Linked DNA regions of Mus musculus: region 1 is linked to region 2. A link is a loop called in an ENCODE intact Hi-C map of the cell type or tissue named here. Cell type or tissue: heart. All regions are shown on one strand.

Region 1 (8,000 bases), 160 kb before region 2:
CCCGGAGTTACAGACAGCTGTGAGCTACCATGTGGTTACTGGGAACTGAACCTGGGTACCTGAGGTGAGCAGCCAGTGCTCTTAGCCACTGAGCTATCTCTCCAGCCCTACCTTGGGGGCTCTTTATAATGACATTCACAGGATTCAGCCTTCATATCCTTGTCCCTTCCAATGTCCCTCTCCTCTCACTGAGGATGAAGTTTCAGCACAGACATTTTGGAGGGACACTCACGTGTTTGGTTAACCACATAGGGGCTAGTCAAGTCTGTGAGTCCTCACGGTGCCGAGCATAAAATAAGACTAGTTATGAACAGATGGGTAAATAGGCAAAGGAAAGCATGAGGAAATGAAAATAAATATCATTTGTGTTTTAAACTCCCAGGGGAACACAATCTCCTAAGCTTGGGAGATACAGCTGGGAGGCCAAGGGAGGTGACCCAGAAGCTGAGGTCAGCCACAGCCTGTCAAGCCTCACTGGCTCAGAGCTAGGCGACAGGATTAGCTAGGTGGTCTGTGACAACCAGGCTTAAATGGAACAAAGGGCACAGTGAGGGAACAGCAGGGGCAGTGCCCAATGAGGCACCAGGACAAGCCCAGGCCAGGCCAGCTTCACTCTGCTCCGTTCTGATGCATCCTGGCTGTCCTTGATGCCCTGCAGACATCCCTGGTCAGGCCCCCTGCTCCTCCACACCTGCTTTGTAACTCAGGCTTCTCCCAAGCCTTGCAGCCACCAGAGCACTCACTCCCTTTCTCTCCTTCGATGGTTTTGAGTTGATATTGGATATTGTTTTCTGATTATACCATCGTTAATTGTACATCACTTAATGACGAGGCTGCACTCCGAGAAATGTCTCCCTGCATGACTCCGCTATCATGTGAACATCAGAGTGGATGTATGCACACTAAGATGGCTATAGCATCACCAGGAGAGCAAATCTTTTGTCCACTGTGGTTGTGCCTGTTGTTGGCTAAGACTCTGGTAGTAGTGCTGGCTGTGGTTAAAGCGGAGGAGAAGAAGGGAGAGCAGGCAGGAGGGAAGGAGGGAAAGGGGGTGGTTGAGGAGGGGAGAAAAGCAAATGAAGGAAGGGAGGGAGGGAGAGAGAAAGAAATAAAGGAAGGAAGGAAGGAAGGAAGGAATGGGGGAAAGGAGAGAAGGGGGAAAAGACAGAAGGGGTAGGAAAGGGAGGGGAAGAAGGGGAGGGAGGGAGCAAGGAAGCCACGCCTCTCAGCCATGAAGTCTGCACATAGCCAGAGCTGTGACTCCAGGCAGCTTTCCTCCAGTGGTGGGATTTCTTGCACTGAGTGGGGCCCAAAGGACACACCCCCATCTTGGGACTCACCTGCCCTGTGGCAGAGTCTCCTTGGGACTTCTGAAACTTCCTGTGCTGTGCCATACCACATGACAGTCAACCCTGCTGGATCCAGATTTCCCACAATTTATATTTCCCAGGTGACTCCAAAGTATGACAGCATCTGGGGATGACGCTGTGAGGACTCCTATGAGGGAGGCAAACTCTGGTCCTAGGTGAGGGGCAGCATCTGCTCAGAGCTGTTAAAATACAGACTCCTGGCCCCTGCCCTCTGCTGACTGCAAGGTGGTCTCCAGGTATTTTAAAGGCACGTTAGTTTATATGGGAAGCAATAAAAGTGGTAACAACCATTTATGCAGCTCTTAAGCTCACTCCATATTGATGAGTATGAGGGACAGTAATTGGTTTTTGATAGGCACAGAGTTCTCTGGAGGCTGCACTGCCTTAGGCTGGGGGTGTCGGGGGATGGTGGGGATGGTGAAGATGGTGGGGGATGGGCCAGCCCAAAGCACCTAGAATATTCTAGAAAATAGAAAATAACCATTGTCCCAAGCAAAGAATACGTCACCTGCTCCTTGTTCCCCTGGGGAGTGCTGAATGAGACCCAGGAGGAGAAGGAGTTTAAATCAGGGATGCTCTCAGGGAGCAGACCCTGTATTAGAGACTGCTTGATTGCTTCACGGAGAGGATACTTTGGGTTGACACAGTGTGTGTGGCTCCAAGTGGCTGGAGGCTTTGATTGTTTCTAGTTCAGTGTAGTCAGCATCACCTCTGCTACCAGCTGGACCAGTGAGATTCCGGGCCTGCCAGGAGTAGCGGGAGGAAGGATGCTGACTTTTTGGCCCCCTGCTCATGTGGCCAATGGCCAGTGGCCAGTGTGATATCAGAAGGCCAGGTGGGGTGAGGAAGCACCAGGGTGTGACTTCTTCAGTGAGGCTGAAGAATTCCGGGGTGAGAGAGTCTGATAGGAGAAACTCCAGTGGCTGTGGCCCTTGGGAGGCAGCAGCAGCAGCAGCCCAGAGGTCTGACAGCTGGGTGTATCTGTCACCATTCTGCCTGCAAGACAGCAGAGAGAGCCATCATCACAGAGTCCATAATGGTCTGGGTGATACTCAAGTGATACGGAAGGGTGGATGGTGAGGGTGTGCTAGTTTTCTGAAATGTTCTCACCACACTGGTTTGGCTGAACCATGTGGTCCTCCTGGTCTTGGCCTCTCTGCCTGTTTGTCCTACTGCTCAATTCCAGTGATATCAGATACATTTTTATGACATCGGAGGGTCAATTTCTAAACCCTGAATTCTTCCCATTGATCTGCGCAGTTGTTGTAGAGGTGGGGGTTCTGCCGTGTTGCCCCACCCCCTTCATCCCATGACTCTCTGGTGGCCCCTCCCCTCGTCCTCATCTGTGCACTTTTGAAACCTTTCTGTTCAGTTTGAAACAGACACTGACAATGGAGGAAGAGTTAGCATACTGAAATCTCCAAAGTTCCCATTCTGGGAAATGAACCTTTCTTCCTGGCTTTTTTGCTGTCTGCTGTTATCTTGTTTCTCTCTTGGATTACTCCTGAGTGAGAACAAAAAGCCCTTGGCCAGGAGACTGTAAGCCCTAAAGTCTGTTTAAAATGTAATCATCTAGGGGCTGGAGAGACGGCTCCGCAGTTGAAAGCACTGTTGAGGAGCAGGGTGCAGATTTCCAGCTCTCACGTGGTGACTCCTAACTATCAGTTACTCCAGGCCCAGGCAGTCTGACACCCTCTTCTGACCTCCTTGGCATGGAACACATGTGGTACACAGACATACATGCTGGCAAACACTAATTCACATACCAACAAAGAAATGAATCTAAAATATAATTAATAAGAGGCTGCGTCTTTGCTCACTTGATAGAATGCTTGTTGGGCACGCATATACACCCGAGTTTGCATTCCCAATGCCTACATAAAAACCAGGCACACTGAGTCATAATCTTGGCCCTGGGGAGATGGGGATCTTGAGGACTTGCTGGACAATTTAGCCCAAAGGGCAAGCTCCAGCTTCCATGAGAGACTCTGTGGGGGACATCACACCTAGGCAGACGGCCTGGATTATAAGAACAGTAGCTGATCGTGAACCTGAGAACCAGCCAGGAAGCGACATTCTTCCAACCCCTCCTGCCTTCCACTTGTTCCTTCATGATGGACTGCGATACTGTAAAATGGAGTTATCCTGCCCATGTTGCTTTTGGTCATGGTGTGTGTCGCCATGATGGAAAGTGGACTAGGAAACTATACTTCCCCTTCCTCTAGAAAAATACATAGCAAGAAGACTCACTTAACTTCCATTGCTTATAACTTGCCAGTCTGTGGTATTCTGTCTGCTACAGTAGCACAAAGACCATGGCAGTTATGGCAATCTAGCCATGGCTCCGTTCCACTGTTTCTCTTCTCTTCTCTTCTCTTCTCTTCTCTTCTCTTCTCTTCTCTTCTCTTCTCTTCTCTTCTCTTCTCTTCTCCCCTCCCCTCCCCTCCCCTCCCCTCCCCTCCCCTCCCCTTCTCTCTTTCTTTCTTTCTTTCTTTTCTTTTCTTTTCTTTTCTTTTCTTTTTTTTTCGAGACAGGGTTTCTTTGTGTAGCCCTGGCTGTTCTGGAACTCATTCTGTAGACCAGGCTGGCCTCGAACTCAGAAATCTGCCTGCCTCTGCCTCCCAAGTGCTGGGATCAAAGGCGTGTGCCACCACCGCCCGGCTGACTGTTTTGTTTCTTATCTATCTATCTATCTATCTATCTATCTATCTATCTAATTGGTGGTGTTTTTGGTTGTTGTTTCTTTTGCTTCAGCTGTGCTTGAGGGCTGGAACCCTGGTCCTGTCTGCTAGACAGGTGCCCTCCCACAGAGCCACCACATACCCAGCCCGTCTTTCCCATCCCTTCCCGTTCCTCTTCTCCCTCTACATTTATTTCCGCGCGTTTAGTAGACACTGTTTACTTGGATGAGATCTGGTTATTTAAATATATCAGAATAATTATTCGGATTTCTAGCCAAGTGAAACAAAACAAAACAAAATTAAAAAGAAATTAACAGAAGACTGCCATTGTACAATTTCAAATAATGTGATTTTACGGAGATCACACACACACACACACACACACACACACACACACAGACACACTGAATGAAGACAAGACAGAGCCTAGAGAGGCACAGATTCACAACAGAACCATCTGTCTGAAAACGGTTTAGTAATAAGGGCATTTTACAGAGGCTCTGTTACCTATAAATACCTGTGTGCCGCTGGCAGGCAAAGCTTTTCTATTGCTGCCTTGTGCTCAAGTGAGTGACAATGTCCCCTTTGTCCCCTCTGTCCTCCATCCAGAGTTGGACACTTATACACTGCCCTTCCATCTGACAGCTCATTACTATGATGTTTATTTATTGCTAGAGATGGGGGAGGGGAGGCATTCAGTGTACCATGGCCTGTATGTGGAGGTCAGGCACCAACTCTCTGGAGTCAGTTTTCTCCTTCCACTGTGGGATGTGGGGTTCAAACTCAGATGATCAAGCATGCTATGCTACCCACTGAGTCATTTTACTGTCCTGATTTTGACAGTTTGATCATAAAGGCACTTACAGAAAGCAGCATACCGCCTCCCCCTGACACCGACCTCATCTCCAGGTTTCCTGGTGTTTCTAAATGATGCTGAGACAGGAATTTCCCTCCCAGGATTCCTATGCTTTGTCTAGTCTCTCCAGCCGTCACCATGGCATGTTTATGTTTGCATTTGTGTTTCTTGCTTGGCCTCTGTCTTCCCAACATCCCATGTGAGACCAGGAGTTCTCTGAAAACAAGGGTCCTTCTGGCTCTGCTCACTGCTGTATTCCCAGTGCCTAAATCACACCTGGCAATGAGAACTTGCTAATGATAAATAAATGAGCTGCTGGTGGAGAAGTCCGGTTGTAGTGTAATGAAGAACACACCTGGTCTTTCTCTCTGAGTTCTGCATTCAAAAACCCTGGGACTTTCTTGAGTGACAGGAGTGTTTGTTATGCTAACTAGGTGCCTCCTGGTGACACTTTCCAGGCTTCAGGAAAGCAGCCATCATCAGAGAGCCAAGCACAGGTGAAATTCCTAGCTGTGTAACCTCTGGGAGGTGAGTCCAGCCTTGAGGTCAAAGACTGGAGACATCACAGAAACTTGGGTACTGAGGCATCTCGGGACTTTCTGATTGGCAGGCATGATGGGTTATATCGATTGTCAGCCTAATGGGATCTAGAATCACCTAAGAGATGGGCCTTTGCACATATCTATGTGGAAGGAAGTGTCCAGCTTGGGTTAATTGAAGTCAAAAGATATATCTCAAATATGGGGCTCCGGGGACCCTATGATCCGAGGTCCAGCACTGAATAAAAAGAGGAAAATTAGCTGAGCAACCGCGTCCCTCACTCTGTTTCCTGGCTGTGGACACAGCGTGACCAACTGCCTCACACTCTGGCCACCATACCTTCCCCACCATGTGGGCCATATCTTCCAACTGTGAGTCAAAATAAGCCCTCATTCCTAAAGTGAATTTTGTGAGGCCTTTTCTCACAGCTCTGAAGAAAGTGACTAATGTAACTGTTAACATGCCAGGTGCTGGGAGGCTCTGTGTTCCATTCCCAAGGCACCCGCTGTGTCTTTCCATTCACCTGGTCCTGCTCTGTGGCCACTGGAGCAGTCAGCAGCAGGGAGACCAGCTCCAGGGTCATATAGTCTTTGTCAACTTGACACAAACCTAGGCATACCTGGAACAAGGGAATCTCAGTTGAGGAATTGCCTCCATCAGATTGGCTTATAGGTGAGGCCATCAGTGGGGCCATTTTCTTGATTAATGATTAATGTGGGAGGGCCCAGTCCACTGTGGGAAGTGCTACCCCTGGGCAGGTGGTCCTGAGTTGTGTAAGAAAGACTGAGCGAGTTCTTCCGTGGTCTCTGCTTCAGTTCTTGACTCTAAGTTCCTGCTGGGTTTTCTTTGATGATAAACTATAGTAACCTATAAGCTTAAATAAACCCTTTCCTCCTCAAGTTCCTTCTGGTCAGTGTTTATCTCAGTGTGGTGTTTGAATGCAATGTCCTCATAGACCCTGCGATGGTGATTCCCGATTGTCAACTTGACTACATCTGGAATGAACTACAATCCAGAAATGGAGGGCACACCTGTGACCCAGATCTTGAGGCTGGAAGACAAAAGCTTTTGACCCCAGATCTTAAGGCACAGTGGCCATGAAAAAAACTTAGGCCCAGGCAAAGTGGTACATGCCTTTAATCCCAGGAGACAGAGGCAAGCAGATCTCTGAGTTCAAGGCCTTCCTCGGACAGAGCAAGTTCCAAGTAAAATCAGCTTAGGTCCAGGCGTGGTGGCACACACATTTAATCTGGGCCATACCTTCTGCTGGAGGCCTATACAAGGACATTAGAAGAAGGAAGACTCACTCTTCTTCACCTGCTTGCAACTTACTTGCCAGCACATCTGTTGGAGACTACTTATTCAAATGACCAGCTGAAACACCCAGCCTCGTGGGTCTGAGCAACCACTAGACCCTTAGATGCTATTCACAGCTGTCCATTGTTGGGTCAGTTGGACTGCAGACTGTAAGTCATTTCAGTGAATTTCCTTAATATAGAGAGACATTCCATAAGTTCTAGAGAAACCTGACCAATACAGGCACACATATTTGAATGCTCTGAAGTTGATTGAACTGTTTGGGAAGGATTAGAAGGAGTGGCCTTGTTGGAGATGGTGTGCCACTTGGGATGAGCCTTGAGGTTGCAGCCAAACCATTTTCTTTCCTTTCCTTTCCTTTCCTTTCCTTTCCTTTCCTTTCCTTTCCTTTCCTTTCCTTTCCTTTCCTTTCCTTTCCTTTCCTTTCCTTTCCTTTCCTTTCCTTTTCTTTCCTTTTCTTTTCTTTTCTTTCCTTTTCTTTTCTTTCCCTTTCTTTCTTCTCTTCTTCTTCTTCTTCTTCTTCTTCTTCTTCTTCTTCTTCTTCTTCTTCTTCTTCTTCTTCTTCTTCTTCTTCTCCTTCTCCTTCTCCTTCTCCTTCTCCTTCTCCTTCTCCTTCTCCTTCTCCTTCTCCTTCTCCTTCTCCTCCTCCTCCTCCTCCTCCTCCTCCTCCTCCTCCTCCTCCTCCTCCTCCTCCTCCTTCTCCTCCTCCTCCTCCTCCTCCTCCTCCTCCTCCTCCTCCTCCTCCTCCTCCTCCTCCTCCTCCTCCTTCTTCTTCTTCTTCTTCTTCTTCTTCTTCTTCTTCTTCTTCTTTCAAGACAGGGTTTCTCTGTATAGCCCTGGCTGTCCTGGAACTCACCTTGTAGATCAGGCTGGCCTCAAACTCAAAAATCCACCTGCCTTTGCCTCCCAAGTGCTGGGATTAAAGGCGTGCGCCACCACGCCAAACCATTTTCCATTGTCTGTCTCTGCCTCGTGCTTGTGGATTAGATATGAACTCTCTCTCAGCTACTTCCCCAATGCCGTGTCTGCCTGCCTGCTGCCATAATTCCTGACATGATGATCATGGACTTGCCCTCTGAACTTAAGCAAGCCCCCCGGTGAAATGCTTTCTTCTATAAGTTGCTTTGGTCATAGTGTCTCTTGACAGCAGTAGAGAAGTAAGGCACACAGCAACAAAGAATCAAACTAGAACCAGAGCCTTCTTGATATCCTAGCAAAGACAGGCCCTGAGGGAGT
Region 2 (8,000 bases):
TTGGCCTTTTTGGCCATCAGAGGGACGGAGACAGTGCCTCCATCAGGGGCACCGAGTCCCAGGCAGGCAGGAGAGTGTGGCTCCTCAGTGTCCTCCCAGACTATGGTTGTGTGATACTGGCAGCAGAGGTCGCAGCCCTGGTGTCCAGCCCCTTTCCAGACACGGGTGTGTTTTATGGCTTAATTAAACAGAGAGGAGCATAATTGACGTGCAGCCCGCTGGGCGCTGCCGCTTCCTGGCTCTTCCCCCGTGACTCAGATGCCGAGTGTGGGCTAATAGATTCGCAACGCTGATCGCTGCTCCAGACCCACTTAGCGAAGCTCTGGGAAGCTCTCACCGCCCTGGGATTGAATTGAATTGCTTTTCATTTCTAACCACGACCCATAAATCCCTCACACATCAGCCCCCGCAGAGAAGCCTCCAGGCTCAGGTCTCTCTGCCCGCCCCAGCAGTTAGCGGGACGGCTGCCTTGTAGAAGAACCACGCTGGCGCAGGGTCAGCTGCACGTTCACGGCCTGGACAAGCATCAGCATAAGGTCAGCCAGACTGGAAACTAAAGAACCGGCCCACGGTCCTTGTGGCAGCCGTGGCTTATGCTTCCCTGGGTCACTTTGGACTGAGGTATCTTTCCCACTGAGGGGGGGGGGGGGGGAGAAAACGAAAAAAAAAACAAAACAAAAACCAACCAGCCAAACAACAAAACTGAAGCAATACTCACTCCACACCAGGGGCAGTGGAGCAACTGGGACTAAAGGCGACCAAAGGTGACTAAAGGTGAAGTACTTCCAGCATGACAGACATGCTCTAGGGACTAGGACCTTGTTTGTGAGACTGTAACACGTTCCTGCCCACTGAGAGGTGGTTTACCAATGGAGAGATGCAGACGAGGCGGCGGGATAGCACCGCCAAGACAAAGAAAAGCCCAGCAAGTACAAGCTCAGGCTGTTTGACAGGGGAGGGGCTGAAGCCTAAAGGACCAGTGAGAGCCGGAAGGCCAGAGACAAGACACACAGGGTCAAGGCTCAGATCAGTACTGCTAGAAAGAGACCCGAGGGACCAGCCAAGATCAGATGGAGAGGAAGGGACAGGTTTCTTTGCCACTCCCAAAGGCTAATGGGAGCACACTGTGTATGCCTTTTTACAGAACCACCCAGTGCACTTCCTCAGGCCTCACCCCAGCCCTGCCTGTCTCTCCATGCCACTCACCATCAACATCCTCCTCCTTTGTCCTTCCTCTCTCCAAGGCCATGCTTTCCAGCAAACCCATACCTCCTACACCCCAGCTCTAAACTAGGATTTAGAAGAACCTTGTCCCCTCCTGCAAACATCTCAGCAAGCGGCCATCAGACTTCAATTCTCCGTCATCTCCTACAGAAAAGCAGAAAGCACACATTTCCCTCTTTGATTCTCATGCCCTAGCTGCCCTGCTTCTTGTAGCCCCAGAACCCTCTCTCTTCGTGCATCGTCCTGGGGTGACATCAGTGTGGCCAATGGGGTCCATGCTAATGGGATCCAGGCTCTGTGCTTTGGCGTTGAGGGGCCAGGACTTCAGGAATGTGTCATGTCCTCTCTGGACCACAGCTGCCACTCCTTGGGCTGCATGGCTGACAAGCAGCTGGGACTCCAAAGGACTCTGTGATGCGGGACAGTCAGCTCCGAGGTGAGGACCCAACATGGGCAGTCCTGGGTGTGGTCATTCCTAACTACCTGACGTTCCTTCCAAGTCTGCTTTGTCAACACTGACGTGTCACATGGTCCTGGCTAGACAAGAGACCCTGGTTTCATGCTTCTCTGGCTCAGCTCTGTGATGGCCACCTATATTCTGTGGCCCCATCTTTGCTGTCTAAGGGAGATATCAGCAGGCTTCATCTTGCCCTGTGGCCAGCCATGCTGGCCACACGCTAGAGTCTCCTTGGCAGAGTGCCTGGTGTTCCTGCCTGTGGAGGTTGATCTCATCCCTAGGCAGTAACCATGGAAACAGGGCTAGGAGCAGCTATAGCTTATGTGAAGATGAGGTCTCTCAGTGCTCTTCACCTGAGCTGCCACTGACTCCCCAGCCCTGCAAATTACCCCTTCTAGTGTCCTCGAAAGAACGATGACATCCACCCTCTCTTGGGGAGGTATTCTGACCCATCCCCAATACCTACCAATTTGCAGCCTCTGTTACCCACATGGGGGTACTTTAAAAATTCTAAAGTGAATGTGTTTGCACTTGTTAGCCCATTGACAAGTCGCACCTTGCTTGCTCCTCGGAGAGGGCCAGGGATTTTCCCACAGTTCACGGAAAATTTGAATTCAAGCCCTTGTCTCCTCTCTCCATCTCTGTAGGTCCAGGGCATTGTGGGGAAGGTAGAGAGAGACATCATTAGCCTGAAAGGTGGTAAGAGAGGTGATACCTGAAGCTAGGATGGTCAGATGTGGGGCACAGGCTTCTGTAGCTGGGACTAAAGTTATGTGTGCTCACACAAAGAGCCGAGGCTGCAGGGAAAGACTCAGCCTGCTGGATGTGGAGAGTGAATCACTCGTGGTCAAGAGTTAAGTACAGAAAGCACTTGCTCCGTGATGCTGAGCTCACTAGAGATCAATTTGGGGAAGGGGAAGGGACAGGACTAGGAATGGCTACCTTGCACTGTAGACTCAATTACCCGAGGCACAGTTGGTGTCAGTGTCCATATTTGGAAGCACAAATGCCCATCTCAAAACTGAAAAGACAGAGATGATGGAAAGGTAAGGCTGTAAAAATAGAGCTTCCTGACTGCATGCTATTTTTTTCAAGTGTGTGTGTGTGTGTGTGTGTGTGTGTGTGTGTGTGAACCAGAGGCTGGTGTAGGATGTTTTCCTCCACTTTATTTACTAAGACAGAGCCTCTCACTGAACCCAGAGCTTGCTGGTTTAGTTAGTCTAGCTAGCAGCTTGCCCAGGGCATCCTCTATCTCTGCCACTGGAGCCTAGGGTTATGGCAGCTTCCAAGAAACACCCAGCATAGATGTGGGTTCTGGGGACTCAGGTTTCAGTCCTTATACTTCCATAGGAAGCACTTTGCCCACTAAGCCATCTTTCCAGAGTCCATATGCAAATTAAAAGAATATAAAAACTGAAAACTAGCAGGACAATACACAGATTTGCATCAGGAAAGACAAGGGTCACCAGTGGGTCATGAAGCATTTTCCAAACCAAAGCTCCTGTAGGGTCTTAGGGCCTAGTGAACGTGCCCTGCCCTCACCCTTCATCCGGAGCTGGGGGTCAAGTGCCGAATGCCATGTCAGTTTTATATTGAGTGACCTCATGGTGTGAAGAATTGAGTGGGTGTCAGCTCTGTTGCTGTGCAGGGACCCTGGGTGCCCCAGGATCAGCACAGAGTCCTCATCGTCCTGTGGATGCCCGACCTGCCAGCACATGTCCAGAGTGGGGGAGGAAATCATGAAACTCCCAGCTCCAGTAATTCCACCCCTGGGAATTCTCTCTGAGCAAGCAAGGCAAAAAGGACGCAGGGAGAAAAAGCCTCAGGCGAGAATATACGGGTGGAAGCACTTTTTAGCATTGATTACGGAAAATGTCAACTCCACACAAAAGTAGAGAGACAGGAATAACGAATGTGTGCCAGCCGCAGCTTGGAGGCAGCATCCACAGCCGGTGTGCCTCCACCCCCAACACTCCCGTACACACGATCCGTGTGGCAAGTGAGCCTCATACGTCATCGGACCATTTTATCATAAATATTTCAATTTGTGTCTCTGGCAGATAAGGAGTTTAAGACATCTAATCTCAGTATCATCACGCTCAACAGAATTAATAATTCTTTAATATCGTTTAATTCTCAGCCTGTGTGCGAATTCCCAGATGTCTCCAGTGATCTCTTTGGAGTTAGTTCAGCAGCGGCAGCAACCGTCGGAATGCAAACAAGGATTTGCGGTTGTTGCTGCTGCATTTCTTTTAGACCTCTTCTTCCAGATCAGCTTTCTTTCCCTTCTTCCCTTTCCCCTCATGGAAACATTTTAAAATAATGTCCTCAAAATGGAAAACAATCTCACATGTCCAATGCCAAGGACCACTTAGGCAGCGTATGGTCCCTTGGCCTGGGGAGCCCCAGCGTCCTGCTGTCCCTGGCTAAATATAACCACAAGCAGCTGGCCGTGGGCTGCCTGGAACGGCTCTGGCCTGGCCTGGCTGCCCGCCACCCGAGGTGCCTGGCCTGCTGGCTTGGCTGTGCCCTCGGCTGCCCTCCTTGGGATCTGGCAAGCCACTCATGGCATGTCAGACCTGGCCCTGAAACTCCAGCCAGGCAGCTGTGCCCAGCAGCTGGAGCAGAGCCCACCAAGCTCCCCTGATGACAGCACTCAAGTGTTAAATCATCAGCCAGGAGACCATTGAGCTCTACGTGGGGGGAGAGAAAGATCACTTGGAACTGTACATGGCTCTATGTGGGGGTAGAGAAAGATGATGCAGGACTGTACACAGCTCTACGTGGGGGGTAGGGAAAGATCACCCAGGACTGCCCACACTGGCACCTAAGAGCATATGTGTGGGAGTATCATAGGAGAAACAGAAATGTCCATCAAGCAAACAATAAGACAGATTCCTGAGAGAAAGCCAGTAGTCACTGTAAGGAGCTAGGAGAAAGTTGAGCACGTGTGATTTTTTTTTTTTCCTGGATTGCTTTCAGATGTAGCTATGGCTAAAGCAAACCTCTTCATCCCTTGTTTATCCATCATCCATTCTAGCTGGATCCACCTGTTGGAGAAAAGGAGTGGCTACTGTTTGTTATTCACTGGGTTGCTATAGGAACACTCTCCTTCCAGAAGAAATGGGGAGGTACCAGCAGGAGGGGAGGTGTGGACTGTCACTGCTACCCCAGCGTGGGCTTCCTCTGCCTTTCTTCCTCTAACCACAGGAGGTGGCTGGCTGGCAAGGAAGGAGGTTGACAAGCACCCTCGGGTGTCTTCAAAACTGTGAGCATTTCACGATATGCTGTCATTATTATTCAGGTGTGGTGAGAGCCACAGGTCAGAGGACTGCCACTGAAGGAAAGATGGCCGTGCCCCACTTTTCCTTCACAGCATTAGGGCCACAAAAGAAGGACAGGGCTGCACCAGGTAGGTAGGGGGTGGGGCATGTGGATATGCAGGGCTGTGGCACCTGCAGAAAGGACAGGGAGGGGATGAGCAGGGATGGGCAAGGGGCTAGTAGAACAGGGGCCATCTCTGCCTGATGATTTCGGACACTGGGTTATTCAGGTGGTGGGAATCCAGGAACCCAGTGGAGGAAGTGCTGGGTGTAAGAGTGTAGATGAGGTGGTCTATGTAGGAAAGCTGTGGCCCTGTGTGTTGTTTCTAAACTCTGGCTACACTGAAGAGAGCCTTCTTCTCTCTGGCGATAGTAAAGCTCCTGGTATCAAAGAATATGACTAAGAAAGAACGCTCTCCTTATCTCAGTCCATCTGTCTAATCAGCAATTGCTAAGGCACAGCTTCCACATGGAAACCTGTTCCTTCCATTGCCTCCGGCTTTCACCCAATAAATACCCTAATCCCCCTTGAATGACGCTGTTCCTTGTCTTCACACACCCCCACTCATCCACCCTACCTGACCTCTGCCCAGAAAAGACCTCTTTTCCAAAAATTGTTGACACATAGTCTCTTGCTCCTCATGATTTCTGCAGGGTGGCTGACCCATGCTGCACATAGCCCCAAACGAGGTTGATTGCTTCCTTTGTGTGATTAGAACTCAAAGAGCAAGAAATGATGGTAAAGATCCATAGAGATGGGGAGAACTAAGAAAAGGGGGGGGGAAGGGTTTTCTGCCTTCGACGAGGGGCAAGGGTTGTGTGAGTACAGGAGAGAGCAGAGCCCATTGGCATTAGGTTGTTTCCATAGCAGCAAGAGTTAAGGCACTCCAATGAAAGATGGGGAAAGTGAGCATGAAGGGTAGTCAGGAGCTCACAAGTCCTCCAATGGTAAGAAATTTAGCGGTTTTATGTGGGCATAGTATACATTATTTTTTTTTTTTTTTTAGTTTTAGTGAATCATATGAGTGTCTTAGTTACCCTTCTACTGCTGTGATAAGACACCATGACCATGGCAACTTATAGAAGGAGCGTTTATTAGGTGTTGGCTTATAGTTTTAAAGGATGAGTCCATGGTAGGGCACATAGGAGCAAGCAGGCAGATGTGAGATGTGGCACTGGAGTAGCTGACACATCTCCAAAAAGCCACACCTCCCAATCCCTTTCAAACAGTTCCACCAACTGGGAACCAAGCATTCAAGTACATGAATCTATAGGAGACATTCTCATACAAAACAAAACAAAACAAAACAACCCACATACGAGTTAGGGTTGTAAAGACTCGTTTTTATATCTATGGAGCCTCTGCTCTGAGCCTGGCACCTCACTCACCCTGAGAAACTCGGGGTATAAAACTAATAGAGAAGCATGCTCCGAGGGATAAGCCAACAGCCACAGAGCTAGGGAGGGGCGGGCTGAAGCTTGGCCTGAAATCCTGCATGTCCCAGAATTCCCAGATAATAAGGAGATATCTTACACAACAAGTGGGCCAGCAGCCCCCACCCAGGAGCTGGATCCCATCTGTCTGGTCCCCATTACTCTTCAGGCCATGAGTAGTATGTGGGTGTGTAAGGGCAGGTCTAGCCATCTGAACCTTGTTGTGTGAATGGCCAGCCTGGTCCTAATGGCCTGTGTGCTGACCCCACCCAACCTGCAGTGAGCTCCCTCCCCTCATCTCCTCCCACACCTGCCATCAGCCTGGAAATGATTGCTGTAATTACAGCCTTGTCTTCCCAAGGTCTTGTTTGCAGAAGACCATTCTCTCCAGGGAACAGGGAATAGCTACAGTACCCTCCCTTCTTATGCTCCAAGGCCACCAGGAGGTGCACTGCCGGGCTTGGGAAAGGTTCTCGGGAAGGTAAAGGGCACGTTTGAAAGTTCAAAACATGCAGAGGGTCAGAAACTGCAGGGTTAGCTAGTGACTGATGCCCCTGGAGACTGCAATATCAGCATTTTCAGCACGGCTGGGTGGACAGCTCCACACCTCTCCCCTCCCCCATCCCCAGGCTGCGCCCTGCTCCCAGCCTGGGCTGAGGCTGGCTCAAGAGAAGGAGCTAGATACTCCATCAAGACCAATCCAAGATAGAGACTACCCCAGCCAGGGTACAATCTATCCCCTGGTGATCCCGGATCTGTCCACCTGTCACAAAGCAGAATTTCCCTCAGGATAGAGACCTGCCCTCATATTTTCTTTAGCCAGCTGCTGCAGCCTCTCTACATCCCACCCAGCCCCTCCCCCTCCCCCAGTTCAGTCTTCCCTTTTAAGGCATTAAGTACAGAGATATTAAAAGGGATTGTTCGGGCCGGTTAATTAGCTTGGAAGAGGCCTCTGCAGTGGCCTGGGTCACAGACGTCCACCTCTCTTTATTAGCTGAATTGATGGAGACAGCAGGGCCCAGATGGGAATAAATTGAATCCGATGGAGAAGAGGCTTTTGCACGCGCTATTAACAGGAAAAAAGAGTGGGCCTCACACCTCACTCCCCTCTACACTCTCCTACCACCGCACGCTTGCAGATGTCTACTCAGGGGCGTTCCTCCGAATGAACATCAGGTCCTAAGAGATTCCCAGGGACCCATGCCACAGGGCAGCAGGAAACATCAGCCCAAGGGACGAGGAGTGCCTCAATCAGCCAGTGCTCAGGGTCCGACTCCAGTTAAGGCACCAGACAACCTGAAGTCCAGGGACACAGCACCTGTTCCCTGAGCACACCATCAGTTCCTTTGTGTCTTCTCAGCATCATGCTCTGGAAAACTCTGTCCCCACAATTGGGGCTCTCAGGTGGCAAAAGACTTGTCCATGTTGCAGAGCCAGGAAGGGCCAAGCAAGACACTTACCAGCAGCCACTGTCCATGCTGTGGGCTATAGGTGATGGATTGCCCCTCATGCAGCAGCCTGTTGGGTGGTCACTGCTGCCATACAAGCTGCAAGAAGAAAAC

The links. Peaks named below come from ENCODE experiments on the same cell type or tissue, not always from the same donor. Only the 100,000 strongest peaks of a DNase experiment are listed, where the experiment ranks them.
Region 1: it touches region 2 in a loop (2.1-fold over the local background); 2 of 42 quality-filtered maps call a loop at or near these places.

The regions. Positions count from the first base shown.
Region 1 is chr6:89,071,441-89,079,440 of GRCm38, forward strand. No RefSeq gene overlaps it. Among named protein-coding and RNA genes, the nearest start is that of 4933427D06Rik, 21 kb to the right of the region's middle. In heart, no CTCF peak of the experiment used is centred here; no DNase peak of the experiment used is centred here.
Region 2 is chr6:89,235,512-89,243,511 of GRCm38, forward strand. No RefSeq gene overlaps it. Among named protein-coding and RNA genes, the nearest start is that of Gm839, 23 kb to the left of the region's middle. RefSeq lists an enhancer at 5,834-8,000. In heart, no CTCF peak of the experiment used is centred here; a DNase peak (open chromatin) is centred at 4,200; H3K4me3 peaks cover 404 bases; H3K27me3 peaks cover 1,055 bases.